3 separate regions of the Mus musculus genome follow, and regions 2 and 3 are each linked to region 1. A link is a loop called in an ENCODE intact Hi-C map of the cell type or tissue named here. Cell type or tissue: heart. All regions are shown on one strand. Links, peaks and the distances in the headings refer to the core of each region. The heading gives the core; the rest is flanking DNA.

Region 1 (5,383 bases), core at 249-5,248:
ATCCTTCAATTCCTTTCATACCACGATGTTCACATTTCCCATGCCTTGGGGAGGAGATCATAGATGGCTTTCTTAGGACTGAGAAGGCATGCTTCACTTATTATCAAATTCATGAGCAGCCATGAGTCTCTGCATTCACAGTCATTCACTAGCAAGCAGATCATCTGATCAAGACTTAGAGTAGCACTTGTCTATAAAAATGTTTTCTGGAAGGCCGTTTGACTGTATATTAGTTTAGCTAAGATACTCCCAAAACTATGACCTCACCACCCACAAGTTTTGTTAAAACAGATTTATACTTCCCAGCACAAATTTCCTCTTGTGGAGTCGGCCTTGAGTATAAGCACAGGACACTTGGTCACTCCCACAGCGCTGGTACCATCACTGCATGAACATATCTCAGTTTTTTGGGATGAATTCTTAAGCAGAGCCCAGAACTCCTCAAAGGGCTAGACACACTAGCTGTGCAGGAAGCTCCAGGAATCCACTGATTTCTGTCCCAACCTGCAACCTATCGCTGTAGATTATTAACAAGTTCCACTGTTCTACGTGTTTATTAAGGATCTGAATTGAAGTTCTCAGGTTTTGAGTGGCAGGCACTTTTACCAGTCACATCATCTCCGTACTCTTTTTCATTTATTAAACAGATTACTATAGATTTTGGCCAGATGCTTAACAAAAGTTTATTCTGTCTACACCTGCAGTTTCCTTATGGTATGACTTAATATCTTAGTCATGCTACCCTGTAAATAACTTTCTCATGGAATAATGCACAGTATAAAGTTGTAACACAGTTGAATCCGCCAGTACAAACTATTATTTTTTTTTTAAATATATACTTTTAAAATTTTTTTTTACTCTGGGTGCTGTATAGGTGATTCAGTTCTTGCTTAGCATGTATGAAACACAGAGTCCTCGGAACAACAGCAGGGACAGGAGCTAAAGAACTAAAACAAACGGAACTCCTACTTTAGAATACTGGCAATGGAGCATCTCCACAAGGATACTTGGGAAATTCCTTACTGTGACTCTTCTTTGGGTCTTAAAGTTGAATGCCTACAGACCCCTCCACTTTTTAAAGTTACTGCATCATTTTACCACCTAAAACCAAATAACAATAAAACATTTCCACATTTTAGTTTACTTTATTCAAACAAGATATGCTGTGAATTTTCTGAGAATGAAAGCAAAAATATAAATTAATACTTAAACTTTAAGTCTCATAGGCTGAGGAACATGCTCATGAACCAATATGGATTTATAAATATATATCCTTGCATGCAACTAGCTGATTAACAAAGAAGAAATTTACTAGCCAAAATAGTCTATCATTTAAGACAGATATAGGTACCTTAATTTTCTTTGCCAACTTATTTAATTTTGGTATAGGACCTGTTTACTTTAGCCCACATTCATCTAAGTTCCTTTCACTGGCTTACATAAGCTATTTTTAGCCAACCTTTTGACATTAAGACATAGGGAATTTAAAACAACAACTGGGTTCTTCAGACAGATGTGAGTTTGTCTTGACAGTTCACTAAGAAGCCAAACTTCACCAGACAGTCCAACTCTCAACCTGACAAATTCTGGTATTTCAAATACAAAAAGTCCAACGTTTAAACATTTCCTTTGTTAAAAAACAAAAACAAAACCAAAAACGATTGAGCATATTTAGGTCTTAGAGACACCACACACCCCAGCAGCTCACTCTCTTCCTTCACTTCATAATTTTAAAATGGGAAAACAAAACATAAGTGAATTTTAGCTATGATGGCTCAGGAAGAGTTGGAAGGACTACCAAACAGCACTCATTAAATAGCCCATTGTTCTTTTCATCTTAATATATTCAGTGAGGACAGTCAGCAGAGCCTGGTGAGAAACTGCACAAACAAAGCTTGTGCTTACTAAACAATGATGGGTATCTAAGGTCAGGTACCCTGAAATATTCAGTTAATGGCTCCACTCTTCATCCACATTTAACTATGAGTTGGGAGGTTGTCTCTGGGAAGAACAGGGAGTCGAGTACTGCAAGGGCAGGTTTCCTACGTAAACGTTATATTTTACTTGTCCTTGAGCAGTATGACCAACGGAGCCAGTAAAGGTTGGCATTGCCTGCTTAAGTATGTCCCGGTAGACTCTCCTGGCTATCCAAGGCTGCTCTCTGTGAACCATGTTCTCATAATGTAGGGATTCTTCTGCTTCTAAGTGATTTTGCTGCTTACATCCAGGAAAGGAAGTCTGCCAGGAATTCAAAACGTTAAAAAGCAAGAAAACTGCCCCTTCGTGTAGAGGAGTATTCCCAAAACTTGCGGGGATGGAAGAAACTCTGGAGGGGATTTTGAGCCTCTGTTAGGCTTCTCTGGGTGTCCTCTATTCTCCCAGAGTTACGTCTTCCTTCCCCAAAAGTGAAAGCTCTATTATTGAGAAGCCAGATGGTCATTTAATGACAGGAAACACCCCGCATCTCAAACCACTTCTGTCCTCCAAACATATTTTTGTGAAAGGCCTTTTGAGCTTTTAGGAAACCACGTGGAATGTGTCAACACAATTCTGCTGTATACTTCTGAGACCTAGCTAGGTTCCATATTGCTCTTCTTTTCCTCCCCAATATCCACTTTCCCCACTACGTGTATGGAAAAGTTATATGCTGTGTATTTTTAAAACTTGGAGAGGTGAAGGATCTAAGGATCCTTAGTTATTTCCTGCTGAGTAGTGTTCCTTTCCTGGCTTTAAACAAAACCCGGATGTTAAGTTGGACACACACACACACACACACACACACACACACACAGAGAGAGAGAGAGAGAGAGAGAGAGAGAGAGAGAGAGAGAGAGAGAGAGAGAGAGAGAGAGAGAGAGAACAAAAGTAAAACTTCTGTCTCCAGCCCAGCAGCTCCCCCGGGCGTGGCAAGAGTCCTGTGGCAGTCCAGCCCAGAGCTGCGACCTGGTCCTGTTCCTGCAGGGTCTGCAGCCTGCCCAGAGCAGCCAGGAGGATGTCCCATATTTAGGCAGACTGCCTGGCTACAGGGCTGCTGCGGCCTGGAGAAGCCGCCCTGAAGTTGGTTGGAGTCTGGGAAAGGCCATCGGGAGCAGGCTTGGGCAGGAAGCCGAGCCCCCGGGGAGCTGGGAGCTGCGGTTCCCGAGCCAGTCACGTCCTGCGCGCGGGGGGCGGTAGCCTGGGCCCGCGGGTATTTGGGGAAGCGTCCCAGTTCTAGGCGCTTCCAGTGGCTCCCTTGCACAAGTGACTTCTGGGCCCAGTTCTGGGGCAAAGATGCCTGCCCTTCACATCGAGGATCTGCCGGAAAAGGAAAAACTGAAGATGGAGGTTGAGCAACTTCGCAAAGAAGTCAAGTTGCAGAGACAACAGGTAAGGTGGCTGGCTATTTCAGAATTCACTCTCAGAAATGCGCCAAGGTCAGGATTACTGGATTAAACGATGAGGGGTAGGGGTGGGTGTCTTTTTCTGGGAGCTTCTCTTTAAGGGGGCTCCACCTTCTAGATGATGTGGGGGAATCGCAAAAGGTGAGAAGAGCCAGGAACTAATAAGGAATCTAAAGCCAAATGTTATCAAGACAGAGTCCCAAACAGGGGAGACAACCAATCCCTTAAAGGGCAGCTGGCTTCCATTCTGGAAAGGACGGTGTATGATAGAATGTTTCTAAAACCACATTGAAAATCTCCCAACAATTTTAGCTTTAATTTTGCAAAGATCCTGACTCCATTGGGACTTGAGAGCACTGCCTGAGTTTCTGTTATTTGCAAATTGTATGCAATTTCCATTTTGTCTTGGAAGTGTGTTAAATGATTAATAGACTTTACTGTATTGACTTATAGACACATAATTACATTTATACTGTATGGGATATGGCTGCAAAGTAAAATAAATAAATAAATAAATAAATAAATAAATAAATAAATAAATGCAGGGTGTGGTGGTGCATGCCTGTAATTTTCAATCACTTAGGAGGTGGAGGCAGGAGGGTTAGGAGTTCCAGGCCACCCTGGCCAGTCAATGAAAAAATACCCAGGAGTGTTCACTGAAACTCCATGGAAAACTTGGAATTTTTACTTCAATTCTTTGTTGATAGTAAGCGCCTTGATTACATTAATCTTCTTTTCCCACTCTGTCAAGCAACCAGTCGTTTAGAAAAAAAAAAAACTTTTGGATAGCTTGTTCAATTTGAAGAAAAGTAATTTTTTCCCCAGAGCAAGAAAAATTTGGACTGATATTATTATGACTTGTACTTTTTTACAGCCCAGTCATTTCCCTCTCCCAGTTGGTCCGCCCTCCCACAGAGTTCCACATCCCATCCTATCCCCCTATCTCTCCCACCTTCCCTCCCCAACGAAACCTCCCCACTCCCTGGGGTCTCAAGTCTCTTGCAGGTTAGGCACATCTTCTCTCACTGAGGCCAGATCAAGCAGTTCTCTGCTGTATATGAGTGGGGCAGGGATGGGGGGCTCATACCAGCTACTGTATGCTGCCTGGCTGGTGGCTCAGTGTCTGAAATCTCAGGGATCCCCACTAGTTGAGACTGCTGGGCTTCATATGGGGTTGCAGTCCTCCTCAGCTTCTTCCAGCCTTTCCCTATGGAGTGATGTTATTTTTAAGAGTTTGGGATTACTAGGGCTCAAACTCTGGGCACTGTGTATGTGGTCACACCTGAGCCACACCTCAGGCTCTTTGACATTAGCCTTCTGTTTCAATTATTTGAAAGAATGAAGAAATAGAAATGAAGCAAATTATATAAACAGGCTCCAAACACATTCATGATAAAGCTTAATACTCCTGAATTGTTTTTGGGAGGTGCTGGAAGTTTTTGAGTTTTACATTTTTATGAAATTTCCACTCTGATTTAGCCCGTTGCTTCATACAAATTCACACTCTTCCTCGATTTTGCAGTGGGATATTCTATTTTTCCTGTAACTTTAAGAAATCATGTGATTAGAGGAATAAGACAGCTGAGAGAACTAAGGGATAACATTATTTCTTGGAGGGGGCTGTTTTGACTGATGACAAACCCCAGAGTTTGGCCAGTCTCAGCCAGAGGGATTGCACATTAAACAGCATGGTGTATGGTGTGTGCTGAAATAATACTTAGCCTTTGCAAAGCTGGAAAGTCAGAGTATTTAGCATCATTGTGTAGAATTTACAGGGTATAGGAAAGGACAAGTTGCAAAGTCGACATCAGGCAGCATCCTGGGTGTGCCGATGTACAAGTCAAACATCCTTATTTACAGTTTCCAGGTCAGCCACCACAGCCCTGGGGTACACCCTACAGCACAGGTTTCCTAGAACATTCTTGGTGTTTGCTAGGACAAGAGAAAGATTTAGAGTGATTCTTCCAGGACACAAAGTGGATGGTGGATCTCCTTTCCATTCC
Region 2 (5,383 bases), core at 107-5,106, 92 kb before region 1:
CCAGGGAGTACTTGGCTCAATTTCATGATTTTAAAAATGCCTTTTAACTTTTCTTTCAACACCCATATGTGATGATTGGACGCCTTTCTCCAGAACTGGCCTATTATGTCTTAGGCCATGTCATAGCCGTCATCTCAGGGTCAGCTACAATAACTCTGCAACAAAATAATCTGGTGTGGAAGCCCGAGGGATACTTAGGGGCAGTGTCATGGGCACTTCAGAAGGCCTGGTGCAATGGCTGCAAGATTAACCTAGGAGGGAAAACAGCTTTCAAACAATCAACACCAACCTCTGCTGACATTAGAACCCAACATCTTCTACAGTGAAGTCCCAAACCTTTTCTATGCTCCAGTGCTTCCTCCCTCAGAAGTGTAACTTTTTCTAATAATCTGCCCTTGCTTATGCTAATGTCCGTGTATCTGTTTCCAGTCCCTTGTTCTGGAACATAGTGGTCTAGAACCCTTTATAGTTATCCACTGGATCCAGTAGCCACTCATATTAAAACTACTGTGTAATAACTTTCCTTACAAGTATTTAGGCAACAGTAATACAAATACAGTGTATATAAGTGTGTATATTTTCAGTTACTTGGATTCAGTTTGAAAGTCATAAATACATAAATAAAACAGGAATTATTTTCTCTTAGCAGCAATGCCTCTGTCATGAAAATTTTATTATTGGTCAGCTTCACTAAAATGTGTGTTTTAGCTTCTTTTGGGGATATTTTCTTCAACTACATTTCTCTCCCCCCCCCCAACTACATTTCTATGCTATCTAAATTTTTATTTCTTTTCTTCCACATTATCATCTTTTATCACAAAACTTATAATTCAGCTATCTTTTAGGGACTGTGAAAGGCTTTGACATCTAGGTGACTGTATAAAGACACTTTAGGGACCAGATCCCCTGAATAAAGCGTTGTGGTAGCATCTTGCTCTGGTTTGAATGCAATTAAACTGTCAAAGCTGGGAACTATTTGCAAGATTATGTCTGAGGAATTCTAAAACAATATTGGTTATTGTAGATTTAAGCATTGTCAAGTTGGAATTTCTTTGGAATTCTATCTCAAGAAATCTACAATCAACTACTTTATGTGTTTTTCTGTCAAATCAGTTTTCAAATCCATTCAGGATGAAGACACTTGAATACACCAACAACCACATATAATTCAAGTGAAATGCAATACATGGTATAGAATTTACCTAGGATATTTAATCTAATATTAAAAACTTCTAATAAGTAAAATACTGTATAGCCCTCAGTTTATAAAGGTGTGTGTGTGTGCACACACATGCATGCAGATGTGCACAAAGTACATTTCAACAGTCATAAAGATAGTATACTTGGAGTTCAATCCATAAAAAAATCATTTAAATCCCACACGTCCATTTCATATACTTCTGTATATCTTTCCAAATAAAGCCAAAGGGGTTTTTTAAATATTATTTGTAGACTGTACCTACATTATATTATGTTTTACTTTGAATTCGGGTATAATGCAAATCTATTGCTGAAGAAAACTGCAGTGATTTTGAGTGTGGCAGAGATTTTCTTTCATACCTCTGGTGTGAGAAAACTCAAGAGTTAGTGTGCTAGATGTTGACACAAAACTCCCACAATGTTTATGGTCTATGAGTTCATGCCCATGAAATTTGGGGATCAAAGAGAGTTATGTTTTTCTTATAATTATTTTATTTTGTTTTTTAAAGAGTTTTAATTTTTATGTGTATGTGTGTGCATATGTGCAATGGAGTTGAGTACCCTTGGAAGACATTCCTAGGGTGAATAGGAAGTATCTGTAAAAGGAGAAATAAGGAGAAAGTGGACCTCCACTCTGGTCTGAGAACTGAAGACATTTGAGCTATGTTCCTTCTCAGTACCTGTGACCTTTGGCAAGGATGCAATTACGAATGTGGAACATCTCTAGTTTTGAACCAAGGAAAAGCCATTTGTTCTTGGGATTCTCTGCCTTAAGACTGTCTGGCTAGTTTTTATTTCCTGTTCTCACCATCAGTTTACCTACTTAAATAAATATCTGAAATCTTTCAAATCACACCTAGAAGTTAAATTAAAATAGAGGTTAGGGCAAGTAATAAGCAGAAAAGGATCAGGGACAAAGTTAGCAATAGAACAGAGTGCAGCAGGGTTCCATTCCAGAGATGATCCCAATGAAGAGGAAACAAAGAAGACAGTCCAAGGTCAATCAGACAACTTGGCTTCCAGACAATGATTGGTCCGTTAAGTATGGGAAGTATGTACTCCAGGCACACCATTCTTGGGAAATGTGCTTCTGGGAAGAGAACACCTTGGAAAGAGAGGCCTTCTTTGGAGGCACGCTGACAAGAGGTGAAAATGCAACTATGGACAGAAAGGTTCCAAGAAAAAAAGTATCCTCAAAGATGCCTTATGAGAGGAAGAAAAGAGAGGAAAGCACAACGCTCACTAGAGGTCTTGTACTTTGTTGTAGAAACAGAAGAGGGAGCCAGTGAAGTAAACATTTAGTAAATATTAGGAGGCAATGTTGTAAACGCTACAACTCTTTACAAGCCTCCTCCGCTTAGAATCATCTGTTGTCATTCGTACAGTTCATCCCACAGACAATGTCATGAGTGGATTAAGAAAGAACAATTCTCAGAATGCAGTTAAAGGGTCTTTGAAGAACATGGGAAACAGTGGAGGAGAAAACACAAGTCACAAACTCATATTCTAAGAATGAACTCTTCTGAAACCTCACTCTTCCCATGAATTGTTCATAGTTGGATAAGAAGCACCTCCGTGTCTTTAGGACTCTAAGACCTGGTTTAAGACTTAAAACTCTCTACTCTTAAGTTGTTGGCTGTGGAGTTTGAGCCAGCCTAGAAGAAATGCCAACAATCTTCAGAGAACTGTAACAGAATTTAGTATATATGTAGTAACATTCCCCATGTATGAGGTACAATTCGAGCTGATTTGACATATAGGGAATTATATTTCAGGTTATGATTGATGCATTAAGTCAAAGGCAACATAGATTTTGCAATATTTTTTAAGGACTAAAAACCTATTGTAATATGCTCAAAAGGATTTTTATGAGAACTTTATGACTGAGAATGTAAAATATTTTACCAAAAGTAGAAAGTATAAGAAGCAGAAAGAGGCATTTTATAAATATAATATGCACATTTTTGTGCTCTAAATAGTTATAAGAAAAATATTTTTAAAATGAAAATAATAAAATGATGGAATTGAGTACAATTCAAAGAAATTAATAAAAGAAAAGGTAGAGGGGGGAGAAGTATCTAAAAGTTATCAGGGACATTTGTAGAAAAATGCAGTTAGTCCTTGTAGAGCTGAGATAATAGAACAAAAATAATTGAAGATATAATGGTGGAAAATCTTTGAGTTTGATGAAAGGCATAAATTTACAAATATAAAAATACAAAGCAGTAAGTAGGAATAGAGATATAGATATGACCATTCCTAAAGACATGGCAAACAATTTGCTAAACAGAAATAAAGAAGAAAACATTCTGTAGAGAAATTTATTTGAATGACTATATATTTCTCATAAACATAATTAGAGCTAGAAAACAGTGGATCAATATCCTTAAAGTGCTGAAAAAGAAATAAAACTGACCCTAAATTTCCAAACCTCAGTAACCAATATGGATTAGACTTTCCTAGATAAAATATGACAAAAAGAGGTTTTATCTAGTAACCCTTCACAGACATGAGAGTATTTTTTAAGTATAAAAGGAAACTATACCAGATTAAACAAAAAAAGAAACAAACAAATCTCCATGAAAAGAATTTACACTAGAAATAGCAGTTTATTCATTCTAAAAGAATGTGTTTTTTCTTAATTTGCTAGTAAATGTACGTATTAAATTATATTCTCTGAAAAATGTGATTAAATTATATATTAATAGCAATATATAACTTGAATAATCGGAAAATATTTAAACATTAACACATTTTAATAACCTATGAGTTTTATCTAGAAATATTAGAAAGTATTTTTATTTTAACAATAGTAGGACTGCAACTTATCACAATCTGTGATATGCACCTAGAAAGCCAAAAATACCTGTCAATCATGTCTTTAAATCCTAATAAATAAAACTGTCGAATTTTATGCACTACTTGTATCTCTCATGAAGAGAAGAACAGCATCTGACTCAAAGATTTCATACCAATGGGTTTTGTCTCTATTTCTGTTGTCAGGATATGCAATCAAATTAGTAACATTTATAAAACATTTTTTATTAAAAGCTTTGAAATGCTCAAGGGCATACTTTTACTTTTTCCACATTTGCAGTGTGCTTAGAAAACAGCTAGGAATGAAATATAAAGATAAACATGGTTCTGGGACTGAAAGACTATGGAAGTCAGTTGGGAAACAGATAAGAAAGTCAGCAGTATGCCTGAAAATTGAGCCAGGGTGTTAATGTTCTTTCATTTTTTTCTCCCATTTTTCTTTTCTTCTCTTTCCAGTAGAGATACTAGAGATGAAAAACCAAACCAACAACAACAACAACAACAAACATGAGGAAGTCCTCACTAATAATAAAGGCAAAGTAAAAGAAAGAATAATCGGTGTTGAAGCAAACTGAGGAAACGTTCTGTAACTTCTAATAACTCTTGAACTTGATCAGAAAACAAAGTTTGGAGACTAAACAATAGATAATAAATAAATAAATAAATAAATAAATAAATAAATAAATAAATATAAATAAATAGCAGGTCACTGAAAATTTGAGGAGATAATGTAAAAATTCCATGATCCAACAAAAGTCTAAACAGTATATCAGAATCTGAGTCATAGAGCAAAGCTAGTTTTAAAAACTAAAAGTAGAATTGTCATAGAGTCTGCTATACCACTCCTGAGCATGTGTCCAGTGCTTCCTACAGAGATAATTGCACATCTATGTTTATTGATGATCCATTGACAATATCCAGTGAATGGAATTAATACACCAGTTTATTGATGAATGGGTAATGAAAATCTGGTATATGCACACAGTGGAATATTACTCAACTGTTAGGAGGAATGAAATCACGGAATTTGCAGGTAAATGAATGACACTGGAAAAGGATATATAGTGAAGTCACTTAGGTCCCAAAAATAAATGTCACATGCTGTTACATTACACACACACACACACACACAAACACACACACACACACACACCACACACACACAGGGCATATATTTGAGAGAGAGTTGAAACTGGTGTGGAGGGAGAGGTTGGACTTGCACAGAGAAGATATGGGAGGGTTTGGAAGGACGTAAAGGAAGAGGAGACATACTATAATTATATTTCAATTAAGTAAAAATTATTAAGGAAAACAGCCCAGCAAAGAAGGACGATTCCTCTTGCCCCAGCCTAGTGGAGGAACTACT
Region 3 (5,383 bases), core at 107-5,106, 68 kb before region 1:
TTAGCTCCTAATATGGAAGTAATTATACTACGGCAGTTTAGAACTCACCAAATAGCCAGGTATAGGGGTGCACACTTTTAATCCCAGTGCTCAGGAGGCAAAGGCAGGTGGTTTGAGGCCAGCCTGGTTTACAAATCGAGCTCTGAGACAACCAGAGTCATACAGGAAACCCTGTCTTGAAAATGTAAGAAACAGACAACAACAATGACAAAAATACAAACAAACAAAATAAATAACAACAGACTCAGCAAATACACTCCTGATTGTCTTCCTAGGGAAATGGAGATTTAATCCTATACACACTTTAAATCTTGTGCTGAAATGTCTGCCATTTTATTTATAATGGCCAAATTTGAAAACATGTTGGAAAATGTCTGTTTTTCTTTGAAAACATTCTACTTAGAATGCAGTCTGTATAGGTGAAGAATCCTTCAAAACCTCTTTCAAACTTCTCTCGTTACCTTTGCTTCAGGATAGGAGCGCCTCATATACTTACTGTGTCCCCTGTATCTGCAGGGCATACATTACAACACAGCCAGTGGCTGCCCAGAACCCTAGTTCACCAAGCCTGTTTTAACATTAGACCTAGGATAAAGTATAATCTGTACATAAGGCACCATGAGAGATGCAGAACAACTACTAAAAGCACAACTATAAAAGTATAAGAAAAGTTACATCGATATAACCTCTGTTGAAAGAATCAGTACAAACAATAGTTTTGGATTCTGATTGAGTGTGGGTAACTGAAACAGTGGAAGTAGTAACACAGAGGAGAGAGTGGAGAGATGGCCACAGTGTACTGTCCTCTCAAATGCTAGCAAAGGTTACCTGCCATTTCTTCCCTTTTTTGTGAGACAGGATCTTGCCGGGTTGTCTGGGCTGGCTTTGGCTGAGATTGTCCTGTCTTAGCTTGTGAAGTGTTGAGGTTACAGGTGTGTTCTAGCACAGCCAGCTTGCCACCCCTTCTTCTTGTGTTATTTTCCTTGTTGATCAGGCAGGACTGCTTTGTGAAGCTGCCCCAAGGTGGCAAAGGGCAGCGTTCCTATCAGAAGATGCCCGTTTCAGTATCCCTGCCTGTCTGGTGTGCACACTCATAGACTTTAAGCTTGCCTTGATTTTTTTTCTTACGTTTTTTTTTCTGTAAAATTATGAAACTTCATGAACCTGTCTTCATGTTAGAACATGGACTTTGAGGTACCTAAATAGGTGTTTCCAAGGGTGGTCGCTTAAATGGCTCCAGAATACATTTTCTCTTATTCCTTTCAAGATGAGAGCTGCAGTTTTTACACACTGACAAAAGTTATAGACCGGCAAATGTTTGGCCCCTTGAAAATTCTAAGACTCATGTAGTAATGAAAAGTCATTACTCAATTCATTCATCTTTAAACAGTCATGTTATGGGTATTTTCATTCCTTACCAAGTCCTGTATCTTTTTCCCTTAATCACTTATTTTTCAATGTTCCTGTAGTTCAGCTGGGCAAATAAAAGTAATAATAACAACAACAACAACAACAACAACAACAGTTCTTTTATCTAAGTTGAATCCAGCTAATGTAAATCAAACCCAAGAGTGATATACTAATTCATGTACATTATTTTAAGTTTATGTCTTAAAATAACTTTATCCATATCTACTTAATTCCAAAGATAAGTTTGTAAGCCTATTTTAGGGATCTATTCATAAACTCCTTAGTTTAGCAAAGTTTACCCACAGCGTCAAATAGTAGAGGTTTAACTATTAGACATTCAGATTTCAATAAATAATAATAGCTATACTTTAAAAACATTTAACATCAAGTAAAATTTCCTTTGAAAGACTCTGTGATAAGGAGTCAGAGAGGATCCTTTGAGAGGAACGATATCTGAGCTTTTGGCTTGACAGAAGTTAATCTTTTAAATTAATCCGTTCTAAAAGGTTTTTATCTATTAGTGATGAGTTCCACCACAGAGGTGGGCAAGGAGTGGCTTTTCCTAAGTGCCAGAAATAACCCAAGATAAGCTAATTAGCCTCTGGATCAGCAACATTCCAATCTCCGCAAAGGACTGCAGTTCTAATCAATCCGCCAGGCTCTGCAGAGCCAGCTTCCTTCCATGAATGCTTTTTATTTATGGAATACTCATTCATATCTTTTAGCTCAAATATTTCCTCCAAAATAGTCTGTTGTCCCTTATAATTTGCTATATTGTGGTGTAGAAGAAGATGAAGAAGTTAATAGTCTGAACATAGAATAAAGGGTAGCTTGTCAACATTTAACACAGGGCACAGCTGTAGTTTGTTCTCTTGCCTTCCTTCACTGGTCTTTCCTGTTTTCCCGGATCCTCAGCCCTTCTTCCAGAGGACTCTCACCCACTGCTAAGGATCATGACACGGTCACAGCTTACAGTACATATGGAAAGAAACCCAGATCTGAGGAAAGAGAACACATTTGACTTAGAGTGTTGATTGAGTTTGTCCCTTCATTTAACTGTGTTCAGTGTTAGGGTCAGAACATGACCCTGGCTGACCTAACAAGCTAAGCATAGCTAACTCTCCTCAAGAGTTAACTAAAGACACAAAGTAGTAATAAAAAGTAAAAGAAGATTTATTCAGTACGGCTATATAGGGAAGAGGAACACAGAACTTCACTGATTCTTTCCACATGTAGCATCAGGGCCTTGATATGAGGTATAGTTTTAAGGATATGGCAAAAAAATATTCATAACGCATAGTGAGATTCTGTCCATCACTCATCATTGTCTAGGTTTCTCTTATTAAGTGGTCTGAAAAGTTGTAGATGTGTGAAATCTCCTTCCTTAGACAAATTTCTCCTCCAGCCGGTACTTATCAGGCTTCAGATTCTTCATACTCCCAGAATGAAATTCCTGGGAAAATTCCAGTGCCCTGGGCCCATTGTCTGACAGCCAAAGGGAAGGTCACAAGGTCTCTAGTGTCTTCAATCCTGGTAGGACAATTAAAACTGCAGACATTTGATAGATGGAGAACATTTTCCTTCTAGGTTTAAATGAGAATCCACAATGCTAGTTATCTTATTGATGAAAAACAACAAAACAACTAAAAGCAGAGGCTTAAAAACATATTTTATACATATTTACTTTGTTTCTGTGTTTTGTCCTCATAGATGTTTATGCACAATGTGCACACCTGGTGCCCTCACAACTCAGAGAAGGCAAATCAGATGCCCTGGAACTGGGTTACAGATGTGTGAGCACCATGTGAGTGCAGGCATCCAAACTTAGGTTCTTTTTAAGAGCAGCAAGTATTCTTAGCCAGCCTTTTGTTATTGAAAAGTTAAGTAAATGTCTGACATTTGATTTTGACTCACTTATAGAAGACAGCTGACTAGCATCAAAGTATAAGCATGAGCAACAGCCAGAAAATGGGTTTATAGTCCATGTTTACTAACACCATTACAAGAGCTTTTAAATGAACCCTGCAAGCCCAAAGCTGTTCTGAATTTCTTAATGGTTACTGTAGATTGTAGTCATAAGATGATGATTTTCATATTGTACTCATCAGGACAAGGCAGGCTGGACTTCAAGTTCAAGTAGGGATGATTTCCATCTTGACCATGAATGGTAAACAGCTAGGCATGTGCAGTTGTTGACAACTTGAATGTTGAAAGGAAAGTACTGCAGGGGGGAGAGGAACGACAGAGGCAATGCTGAGAATGTCAAGTTTGTTACACATCCACAGACAGGAGGCTTCTGACCTCAGTAATGTTGACTGAGCACAAGGGGCAATGAGAACATTCTATTAAGTTTTTCCATCAATCATTTATTAATTCTCTTTTATTTCTTGCCTAATTATTGACTTTATTCGGTGTTAGCAAATGTCATTTTTACAGTTCTGTAATTATGCTTATCCATAATTCATACGTATCAACAGAATTCTATAATGAGTATTTTTCATCAACCAAGTCTAATTGGCTACATTGTTTACATAGAAAAGTCAAGGAGTATAAATTTATGTGACTCTCTTTTTTTCACTTTTTAAGTATTTTTGTAATTGGTTGAAGAATTTAACCCATGAATATCACTGATTTACGTTACTTCTATACCCGTCCTTCTCTCCATTCCAACTCCTTTCTATCTCTCTACTCCAGCTCATATTCATGACCTTTTCCTTCATAGTAATTATTGTCACACACACAGATACACACACGCACGCACGCACGCACACCATGTACAACTGTTAATCACACAGAGAGCAAAGAGAAAGACCAGAGACCCAGATCATGTCCAAATCAATTACAACAAGCAATTAATTAAAGCCAACTTCTTATAATTGTGTACATGGTCTGCCTCTACCTAAAGATAGGCTTTAAGAGATCAGCAACGGGGATCCAAATGCCGACTTGACAAATAGGTAGGGTTACCAAAACAGAACACGAGCACACCAAGTTGGTCATAACTCCCTGAAACAAAGACATGGTTGCAAGGTGGTCATAACAGGGTATTCATAGCAACAGATGGTCACAGCAACCTCTTAATCCAAAGCAGAGTTGTGAGGTGGTCACAACAATGTGGCCATTATAGCCTTTTGAAACAAAGGCATGCTTGCTATTGCCTGAAACAGGCAGTACAGAAACATTTGTAGTTAAGGTTACAGATGGGGCATAACCCAGTCCTTGAAGAACATATTTAATCATAAATAGAAATGAATATAGTGTGTCTTTACTATAAGATGGCTTTCAAGCATAAGGTGAAGGCAGGCTAATTCTTCACAACCTACTAAATCCATTTAATGTTGCTTGTAGGTACGCGTGTTTAGGGCTAACGACTGGCACTAAATAACCTATCAGGGGTCTCCATTCTGAGGAAAGCTGATCCTTGCTCTGCATCCATTAAGTGTCTATAGCTTGTTATCTAAGGTTGGTGCCTTGTAAAACTTGACACATCTACATTGGATGTCAACTGGTATGCTCATTATGCAGATTTTATTTAAAGATAAATAATGTTTTATCTTATATAATTAGGGTAATTTAATTTTGTGTTTTACATTTTTATTTATTTAACATTTTACCTATTTTTATTACATTGATTTAATATTTTAAAATGCAAAGCATGTGGTATAAAATTTTATTGAACATAATACACAAATTAGTTTCTTTGACTTTTTTTTTACACACCATTAATCAGCTTGATTTAAAAGAGGTTTCAAGAGAATTGGTGAAGGAACTGCTGAAACCAAGGTCACATCATGGGAAGCTCTTCAAAAGTGAAATAACTTTATTTAATGAGAAAAGAGGAGAGTGAGTCAAGAGTAAGGGGGAGGTAAGAGATGGAGGAGGAGAAATTGGAAGAAGACAAGGAAAACAAAGAAATCTCTTGCCTGGGGAAATGGGAGTGAGGCTACAGGGACTGCTAATAAGCAATAAAGCA

Evidence for each region. A loop is a pair of places that touch in the nucleus more often than their neighbours do. Peaks named below come from ENCODE experiments on the same cell type or tissue, not always from the same donor. Only the 100,000 strongest peaks of a DNase experiment are listed, where the experiment ranks them.
Region 2: a loop joins it to region 1, with 2.1 times the contacts of the local background. A loop is called at or near these places in 5 of 42 quality-filtered maps.
Region 3: it touches region 1 in a loop (4-fold over the local background); 3 of 42 quality-filtered maps call a loop at or near these places.

Annotation. Positions count from the first base shown.
Region 1 is chr6:4,001,046-4,006,428 of GRCm38, forward strand. Gng11 (guanine nucleotide binding protein (G protein), gamma 11) reads left to right here and starts at 2,942. Exons shown (of 2, transcript NM_025331.2): 1 at 2,942-3,366. The coding sequence starts at 3,271. In heart, for the core only: no CTCF peak of the experiment used is centred there; a DNase peak (open chromatin) is centred at 3,076; H3K4me3 peaks cover 2,267 bases; H3K27ac peaks cover 2,345 bases.
Region 2 is chr6:3,909,005-3,914,387 of GRCm38, forward strand. No RefSeq gene overlaps it. Among named protein-coding and RNA genes, the nearest start is that of Tfpi2, 77 kb to the right of the region's middle. In heart, for the core only: a CTCF peak has its summit at 2,467 (motif pointing right); no DNase peak of the experiment used is centred there.
Region 3 is chr6:3,932,924-3,938,306 of GRCm38, forward strand. No RefSeq gene overlaps it. Among named protein-coding and RNA genes, the nearest start is that of Tfpi2, 53 kb to the right of the region's middle. In heart, for the core only: no CTCF peak of the experiment used is centred there; no DNase peak of the experiment used is centred there; H3K27ac peaks cover 621 bases.